Linked DNA regions of Homo sapiens: region 2 is linked to region 1. A link is an interaction called in ENCODE POLR2A ChIA-PET data of the cell type or tissue named here. Cell type or tissue: B cell. All regions are shown on one strand. Links, peaks and the distances in the headings refer to the core of each region. The heading gives the core; the rest is flanking DNA.

Region 1 (4,403 bases), core at 161-4,160:
TTGAAAGCTGATATTATCTGCTTTAATTGTAGGAAAATTTTAAAAATATCGATAAGGCAGAGTAAGGATTTAATTATTTTTCAATCGGTAACACTTACCTTCTGTCTTTCCATTTTTCAACATATGTACTAGCCCAGAATTCTCCATTTCTACTATAGTCTTCATGTGCTTGGAAATGAGTTCCCTTTCAACCACCTTTACAATTGGTTCTTCCGTTGATTTGTCAAGGCAGTGCATCACTCGTTCTATTTCTTCATTAATTCTAGCTTCTACTTTCTTTATATATACTGAAGCACTATTTTCTGCTAAAAATTTCTGGCTTTCCATCTGCCATTTAAAAATATATATATTTTTTAAACATAGAAGAAAAGAGTGTTTTTGCTTTTAGCTGGGTTTCTACAGTGTTTATAATAAATCAGCCTAAATAAAATAAGTACTATTAGCATTTTGTGTAATTTCTCATTACACGAAAGACTGATATAGTCTGAATTATATCCTTTAAAGCCTTTGGTATTTACATAATACTAAATTAAAACATTATCTGTAAGCAATGTTTTTCAAACTGTGCCAATGTACTCCAAAAAATAGCAGAACAAGTATATACACGCCAGTGAGGGTCAAAAGCTTAGAAGCATCTGACTCCAAGATACAGTGGGACATTCTTTTTTGATTTGTTTTAATGTAAAATTATAACCAGAAAGATTCATCATGTTTATCATAAGCTTTGCTGGCATACTGCTGGTTAATTAAGTCTTCCAGTGCCATCCCACTCCCAGTCTCAAAGAGTAAACATGTACACTAAAGTTTGAAAATAAGAGCTTTTAAATAACTATTCATCTTTTTTTTCTTTTTTTTTTTGAGACAGAGTCTCGCTCTGTCACCCAGGCTAGAGTGCAGTGGCGCGATCTCAGCTCACTGCAAGCTCCACCTCCCGGGTCCACACCATTCTCCTGCCTCAGCCTCCCGAGTAGCTGGGACTACAGGCGCCCGCCACCACGCCCGGCTAATTTTTTTGTATTTTTAGTAGAAATGGGGTTTCACCGTGTTAGCCAGGATGGTCTCAATCTCCTGATATAGTGATCCACTCGTCTCAGCCTCCCAAAGTGCTGGGATTACAGGCGTGAGCCACTGTGCCCGGCCAACACTTTAGCTTCCTACGAATACATCTGTTTTGGCAACACTACAAAATTCCTACTGTTAACTGCTCAGGTAGTTACGGTTTTCAGGAAAAATGCCTTGTTACAGTTACCTTATAACTACTATCTTATGTTTACTAGTACTCAATTATTGTTGTTATCATCATTTCATTACAGATTAGTACCAGTTTAGCTTTACTTTTAGCAATTTAGTTGGTTTGGACCACTGTTGCCAATTTCTATCAATAGTACCATTGGCCTGTAATATTTTAATCAACAACCTTTAGGCAAATATGCACTACAGAATCATCCATATCCTTATGTGTGTTTTACTAGTAATTTAAGTGACTAAAAGCCTGCAGATGAGACTTCGTTGGTGATGTACTGCTGTGAATTTATAGTACTTAAATAATTTATAATATTAGATATAGTAAAAAGTTAAGGATATTTCTAAGTTTACAGTTTCATAACATACAGTTGACCCTTGAACAACACAAGTTTGAACTGCACAGGTCCATGAAGTGGATTTTCTTCCTCCCCTACCACCTTAGACAGCAAGATCAAGCCCTCCTTCTTCTTACTCCTCCTCAGCCTACTCAATATGAAGGCGAGGATGAAGACCCTGATGATCCACTTCCACTTAGTGAACAGTAAATTACAGTTTATCTTCCGTGTAATGGTGTTAATAACACTTTCTTTTCTCTAGCTTACTTTATTGTAAGAGTACAATATGCAATACATATACAAAATATATGCTAATCAACTGTTTATGTTATCTGTAAGGTTTTCAGTCAATAGCACACTATTAGTTAAGTTTTTGGGGAGTCAAAAGTTTTATGTGGACTTTTGACTACACAGGGGCGTCAGCATCCCTATGCCCCACACTGTTCAAGGGTCATCTCTGTTATTTTAAAAACCATGTGTGTAAGTTCAACCTCTTCAATTTGTTATCGATGAGTTGCTTAACTGGAATGGTCAGAATGTGAGGTAGTGTGCTGATGGGCATTTTTTGCATACTCCCCTCCCTTAATGGGTCTCAGTTAAAAAAGGTCAAAATAGTTAAATTAGTAACTATATTAAATAACATTAAGAACATCTTAAAAGATTATTTATTTACATTTTCACGGATTACCTGAAAAAATTCTGCAGACATTTCCAAAAAAGGAGCCTCAAAATCTTCTTCATAGACTGATCTTCCTTCGAGACCTAAAATCATTAACATCTGGCAAGCATTTCTTATTGCGCCTCTGTCGAAAAAAGTTATTATCACTTGATAATTAAATTACATTTAAAAATTCACATAAAAATTACAAAAAGGAGTAGGTAAAAATATCTTCAGGACATTTAACTCTTACTGAAGTGACCAATCTCCAATAGGCCACTCATGTAAAACGAAAGGATTTAGCCTAATTTTAAGTTGGAAAGCATATCTTGACTGCACAGCTATTTCTCTCAAGGTGTTCTTACTCTAAAATGTCTAAATATTTCTATGTATTTGAAAACACAGAGAGGCTGTTTATCTGGAAGAAGGGAGAGAGGGAGATAGGCAGATTAAGCTGTACTGCCAGACATGGGTCCAATATACAGCTACTCCTGGGCAATATAACTTTTTGCACTACATGGATTTTGGACAATGCTGATCAAGCACCAAAGACGAAATAAAAAGAACTTTACACGTTTTCATCCAACAGCTGTTCTGAAAACAGATAAGGAGAGAAAAAAAATCATGCATTTCAAGCCACTTTAGCTGCAGCATCACCAAAATGACACTGCAATCATTGTTATGAAGGGGGATGAAATCTGACTTAAAAGGGGCACAGGAGTTCTTAGTCATTTTAGACTATGTTCAATAGTTTTCTTCAAAAATGTTAGGAATGAAGGACAGACAAAAGCCCTTAAAGAAAAAAAAATACAAATGTTATTACACAGAAAAAAAGAAAAAAATGCTGGCATGAAAAATAAATGAAAAGCCAAAAGTGACGGCTAGCTGAAAAGCATATTAAATAAAAGCTTAGGATAGTCTCTTCTAAAAATATAAAAGATGTGTGCTTTCAAATTAAATTTTGGGTAACTGTTAACTCTGATACTAAGTTTCTGAGGATTTTCCCAATGTGCTCAACATTCAAACTTTTATTTATTTTAATAAAACTAAGACAGTGAATCGTTCTCAAGATATAATCACTAAAACCAAAACCACAAGAGTAAAGAGAGAAATTTTACCTGTCTACGACTTCTCCTTTCCGCTCTCTTGCAATCATATCCAATAGAGTTTGCCGTAGATGATCCCTAATACACCCATAACGTACAACTTGATCTCGAAAAATAATTAATCCCAAATTGTAGACGTTCTCCACATTATTTTGTTGTACATACACACGGTCCTACAGTTAAAGTCATATAAATATGAGTACAGTTCTTGTGAGCATAATAATTATTGTGTGCTACAATAACAAATAAAGGAAATAAAATTCCAAAAGCAATCATTTTTCAGGTGAGAAACACTTCAAATGATCTTAAGCAATGTGCAACTTTCCAGCACCTCTCAAGTTATATAAAGTTAAGTTTTTACAATTGACAATGGCTATAAATGGTGGCCCATTTACCTAAAGAAAAAGGGTAAAAAGTAAGCATCATAGCCAGGAAGAAAAAAACAGAGTAAAAAAAGGTAAATAGTAAGGTAGCACACTTTCTCCCCAAAGCTACAGCATACTCAAACATGGTTCGTTCTTAAATACTGTAGTTGAAGATCATATTCTTTGAAGTAAAACTGAGAGTTGAATAAAGTACGGATTTATACAACTTAGATTGATTGTTACTGATAAATATTTAAAAGGCTTTAATGCATAAAATAGAGCAGCATTAAGTATTACATAATTAAAACACCTCTACTTACTGTCACTTCAAACAGATTATTACTTTCAAGTTCTTACCAACATGATTACAGATATCTCAGTTTATAAAGCACAGATAATCCAGAAGTGTTGTGCATTCCTTGAAAATCCATATTGATAGCAAAATACACTGAAATAAAACTACTGTTTTTTGTAATGCACAGAAGGATTAGTAATGTAATTCCTTTCTCGTCTCAGCAAGGATCTCTCTGGGCTTTGGTGGGTCTGTGAGCCTTCTAAAATTATTAAGTTATATGTTTGTTCACGCTTAAGTACTTTGGAAAGAAAGCCCATATCTTTCACCAGATTCTTGAACATGAATCTACAGGTTATAGCTAACGATAAGGTGAACATGAACAGAGCTCTACCATATTAA
Region 2 (4,403 bases), core at 235-4,234, 180 kb after region 1:
GTGTCCTCCATTCTTTATATTGAACTGCAAATCAGGATAACTAAAGGAGACATTGCAAAGGGTTGTATAGATGTTGAGACATAATGTTGAACAGGCAAGTGACCTTTGAATCTCTGACTATTCTTGTCACGTTTGATAAAGATAAGAGTTGGCATACAGGGTAATCTAACTGGAGTGTTTTTTGAGAAGAGGTATATTGAGTATTTGAAGACACAGTTAATAAAGAATCTTGCATAAAGAGTCATAGGATTCCAAGCAAAATTCAGTCCAAGTACTTATCAGTGAGTAGTTATGAAAATACCCGTTGCTTTAAAGGCCTGTAATCTTCTTTGGAAAGCTCTGAATGCAAACCTCCTTCTAAAATGACCAAATATACTTATTTGCCAATAAGCAATACTTTCTCAGAGTAATTTTTGTTCTCTAATATAGATTTCATTAACCTGTTCAATTTATCAGCTTATTCAGTTAATTACACAGTTTTGCTCTGGGCCCTGGCAGCAGCAAAATGATGCCATGGTTCGCCAGCATGGGGGAGCATGTGTAGGGATTGGGTTGGAAATCTTCACAAGGGTGGTTGCTACTCTACCAAGATTTCCACTGCAGTTCAGTGGCTCTATAATTGACACTGCTGTCTTGGGGAGGTCCTTTGCAGTAGGAATGCAACTGATGAGAAATGGCTTGGAGTTAATTGAAACCTTTTGAAGTTGCTCCAGTCTTCAAACAAACAAACACAAAAATAAATTCTTAAGTGTTATATTTACAGCATAAATTTATAACAATATTTCTTATGGGAAGGAACTTTGGGGCCATGTTCATTCTCATGTACTGCATACATCTTCTGCAGCCACTGAACAGTAACACGAGGGCTGAATTCACTGAGGGCCGAAGTGTGATGCCACGGGAAGGGCATCGGACCATGAGTCAGGACATGGGGTTTCTGGGACAAGTTCTGCCACTAACTCCCTTGCAGGATGTGGGATCAAAATGAACGCCCACTTTAATTTTCTTTGAAGGCAAAAACCATGTCTTATATACAATGTTAATACTACTGCTTCTACTACTACTACTACTATTACTACTACTAATACTATTACTACTACTGCTACTATTACTATTACTACTACTGCTACTACTACTACTACTACTACTACTACTACTACTATTTCTTTTCTTTTTCCTTTTTTTTTTTTGGGACGGAGTCTCGCTCTGTCGCCCAGGCTGGAGTGCAATGGTGCGATCCTGGCTCACTGCAACCTCTGCCTCCCAGGTTCAAGCGATTCTCCTGCCTCAGCCTCCCGAGTAGCTGGGACTATAGGTGTGTGCTACCATACCTGGCTAATTTTTTGTATTTTTAGTAGAGACAGGGTTTCACCGTGTTAGCCAGGATGGTCTCAATCTCCTGACCTCGTGATCTGCCCGCCTTGGCCTCCCAAAGTGCTGGGATTACAGGCGTGAACCACCACGCCTGGACTATTACTACTATTTCTTGAGTGCTTACTGGGAACTAAGTATATCATAGTAAGTGCTTTGCATCATTTACCTCATTAAATTTTTATGTCAGAGAATGTCAGTATATCTCCTCTTAACAGATGAGAGGGCGAGACTTAAAGAGGCCAGGTCATGTTGCTTAAGGTCACATGGGTGTGTAGGTGTTAGAGCCCAGGACCGTCTGATTTCAAGGCCTATGCACTTCCTGCTTTAAGATGGATAACAAGCAGGGCTGATGTTAGTAACCCCTCAGCTTTACAAGAGTGATTCTCAGCCTGCGTGTACATTGGCATCATAGTGGGTGAAGGGGAACTTTAAAGGACACTGATGCCAAGCTCCACCCCAAGGGATGCTGATGTAAGTTGTCTTGGTTACAGCCTGGGCAGTGGGATTTTTTTAGTTCTCCCCAATTTGTTTTATTTTGCAGCCAAGATTGAGAACCGCAGCTTTATGTGAAGTTTCAGAGATTGAGAAGAGAAAGCTGGGAGGGTTGAGGTACTTTCTGGTCATGGAGCTCCAGTGTTCAGAGAGCTAGTTTTTCTTAGAAGAGTTTCTTGAAGAGGTTCTTTAAATGCTAAATTCTTGGGATTTGGACTAATCATCAATGCAGCTCTAAAAGTGTAAAGCACTTGTGGAAGGGAAGGAGCAAGTATTTGGGAGGAACACTTGAATTAGTTGGTTTCAGAGAGCAGATTTGATATGAGGGGAGTTCCTGTTCTAACAGAAAAAGGGCCGAGCACGGTGGCTCATGCCTGTAATCCCAGCACTTTGGGCGGCCGAGGTGGGTGGACCACGAGGTCAGGAGATGGAGACCATCTGGCTAACACAGTGAAACCCTGTCTCTACTAAAAAAAAAAAAAAAAAAAAATACAAAAAATTAGCTGGGCGTAGTGGCAGGAGCCTGTAGTCCCAGTTACTCAGGAGGCTGAGGCAGGAGAATGGTGTGAACCCAGGAAGCAGAGCTTGCAGTGAGCCGAGATCGTGCCACTGCACTCCAGCCTGGGCGATAGAGCGAGACTCCGTCTCAAAAAAAAAAAAAAAAAGAAAAAAAAAGAGAAAAAGAAGATTCTATGTGTGATGATGTAGTGACAAGTTCTCACATAATTAATCCAGTCAGGCCTATAACTAAAGGTCATGGCAGAGATGAAAAGGGTCACAGTTTGGGTGGACAGTGTAATATCATCCACATAGTAGATAAGATGATGTAATTAAGAAGGGAGTGATTCGTTTACTTCTTGTGTGCCCATTTAACTGTTACATGTGACCATGAGCCATTGAGCAAATTACACTTTCTAGTATATTAAATGGTGTAACAACTGAACCAAAGACTTATCTGCTTCTGGGTTATTTACTCACCTTCCTACTCTGCAATGCTGAATGCTCTTTTATATTAAATAACTGGATTTGTTGGACAAAATGTGCTTCAAAATCAAAGGGTCTTCTGGATATTTTGGAGAGTGAAGTTTTCTCCTTCTTAGCAAGTCTTGGTTGTTCCGTCATCTTTCCATCAGCAGTGAGTTCCTGGTTGGAGGTAACTGTGTATAAATTAAAACTCCTCAAGGCCAGGGAAGAAGAGGAAGAAAGAAGTGTGTGGGCTTGAGAATTAATTCTGAGTAGAACTGGGGACAATCTTCATGAATGAGTGAAACCATGAGTGATAACTGTGTTCCTTAAAGAAGAGGGTTGCTCTGTTTCTTGGGATGCTCTTAACAAAAGTGAATGTGTACGTGGTTTTCCCAAAAGGGCATTGAGCAAATGACAGGATGAATTTAGCATTGTTAGGTACAGACTTTTCATTGGTTCTTAGATAGAAACATACCCAGTATAAGAATTCTGAAGTGACTGAAAGAGGAGATATTCTAGTGAAAGAAAAAGGAAGAAAGAGCTGCTATTTCCTGACTGAAAATCTGACTTCCACAGAGAATTACCTTTTAGGAAAACCCAGATGGGAACAAGTTTAATCTTTCTCTGAGTTGAGGGTGAATGGGGTTTCCAGTTCAATTTTTAAGGTAGTTTTAATCATGCCAAACTATTAAATGTGTATGTATGAGATTGGATTAACTCAGTCTTTCTTGTGTCACTTTTTAGAAAAGGAATTGTTAGCAGATGATTGTAGTCATGAAATATTTTGACTGTCTGGCAGCACTAATGTTAAAGATAGAAACAATAAAAAAAGCCAAAACAGGTCTTTTATTCATTCTTGTATGAAAAAGCATATTCTCCAACTATATATGCTTTTTGAAAAATTTTATTTTTCCATAAGTTATTGGGGTACAGGTGGTATTTGGTTACATGAGTAAGCTCTTTAGTGGAGATTTGTGACATCCTGGTGCACCCATCACCCGAGCAGTGTACACTGCACCATATTTGTTGTCTTTTGTCCCTTGCCTCCTCCCACTCTTCCCCCCAAGTCCCTAAAGTCTATTTTATCATTCTTATGCCTTTGTGTCCTCATAGCTTAGCTCCCACATATCAGTGAGAACATATGATGTTTGGATTTCCATTCCTGAGTTACTTCACTTAGAATAATAGTCTCTAATCTCATCCAGGTCATTCCAAATGCTGTTAATATGCTTTTAAAAACATAGCTTGATTAAATGAACATTCTCCTGCATTGATATTTAAAAATTAAGTATTGCAGCAGGTGGCAGAACTCAAGTCTCTTGAGAAAGGAATATGATTGAAGATTGTTGACTGGAATAACATACCTTTTCTTCCCCAGATGGTTTTATTGTCCTTTAAGTTCTGTGAATGGTGTTTTCCATAATCAGCAGGTACTACTGTATTTTGCCTTTAATTTTGGTGGCTAAAACTATCAAGCTCAATGTTTGTGCCTTCCAGGATTCTTAGAGGTTACAAAGATTTATTTTCTAGAGGATAAACTAGAATTTGGACCTAGAAATAAAATGAACTCC

The links. Peaks named below come from ENCODE experiments on the same cell type or tissue, not always from the same donor. Only the 100,000 strongest peaks of a DNase experiment are listed, where the experiment ranks them.
Region 2: POLR2A ChIA-PET joins it to region 1 with 8 read pairs; 2 of 35 experiments call an interaction of 5 or more read pairs at or near these places.

The regions. Positions count from the first base shown.
Region 1 is chr2:224,511,256-224,515,658 of GRCh38, forward strand. It overlaps CUL3 (cullin 3), which reads right to left. Exons shown (of 16, transcript NM_003590.5): 4 at 3,357-3,517; 5 at 2,269-2,383; 6 at 99-327. Among named protein-coding and RNA genes, the nearest start is that of CUL3, 72 kb to the right of the region's middle. In B cell, for the core only: no CTCF peak of the experiment used is centred there; no DNase peak of the experiment used is centred there; H3K27ac peaks cover 272 bases.
Region 2 is chr2:224,694,560-224,698,962 of GRCh38, forward strand. All of the region lies in intron 2 of LOC105373910 (a long non-coding RNA gene), which reads left to right. Among named protein-coding and RNA genes, the nearest start is that of CCDC195, 20 kb to the right of the region's middle. In B cell, for the core only: no CTCF peak of the experiment used is centred there; no DNase peak of the experiment used is centred there.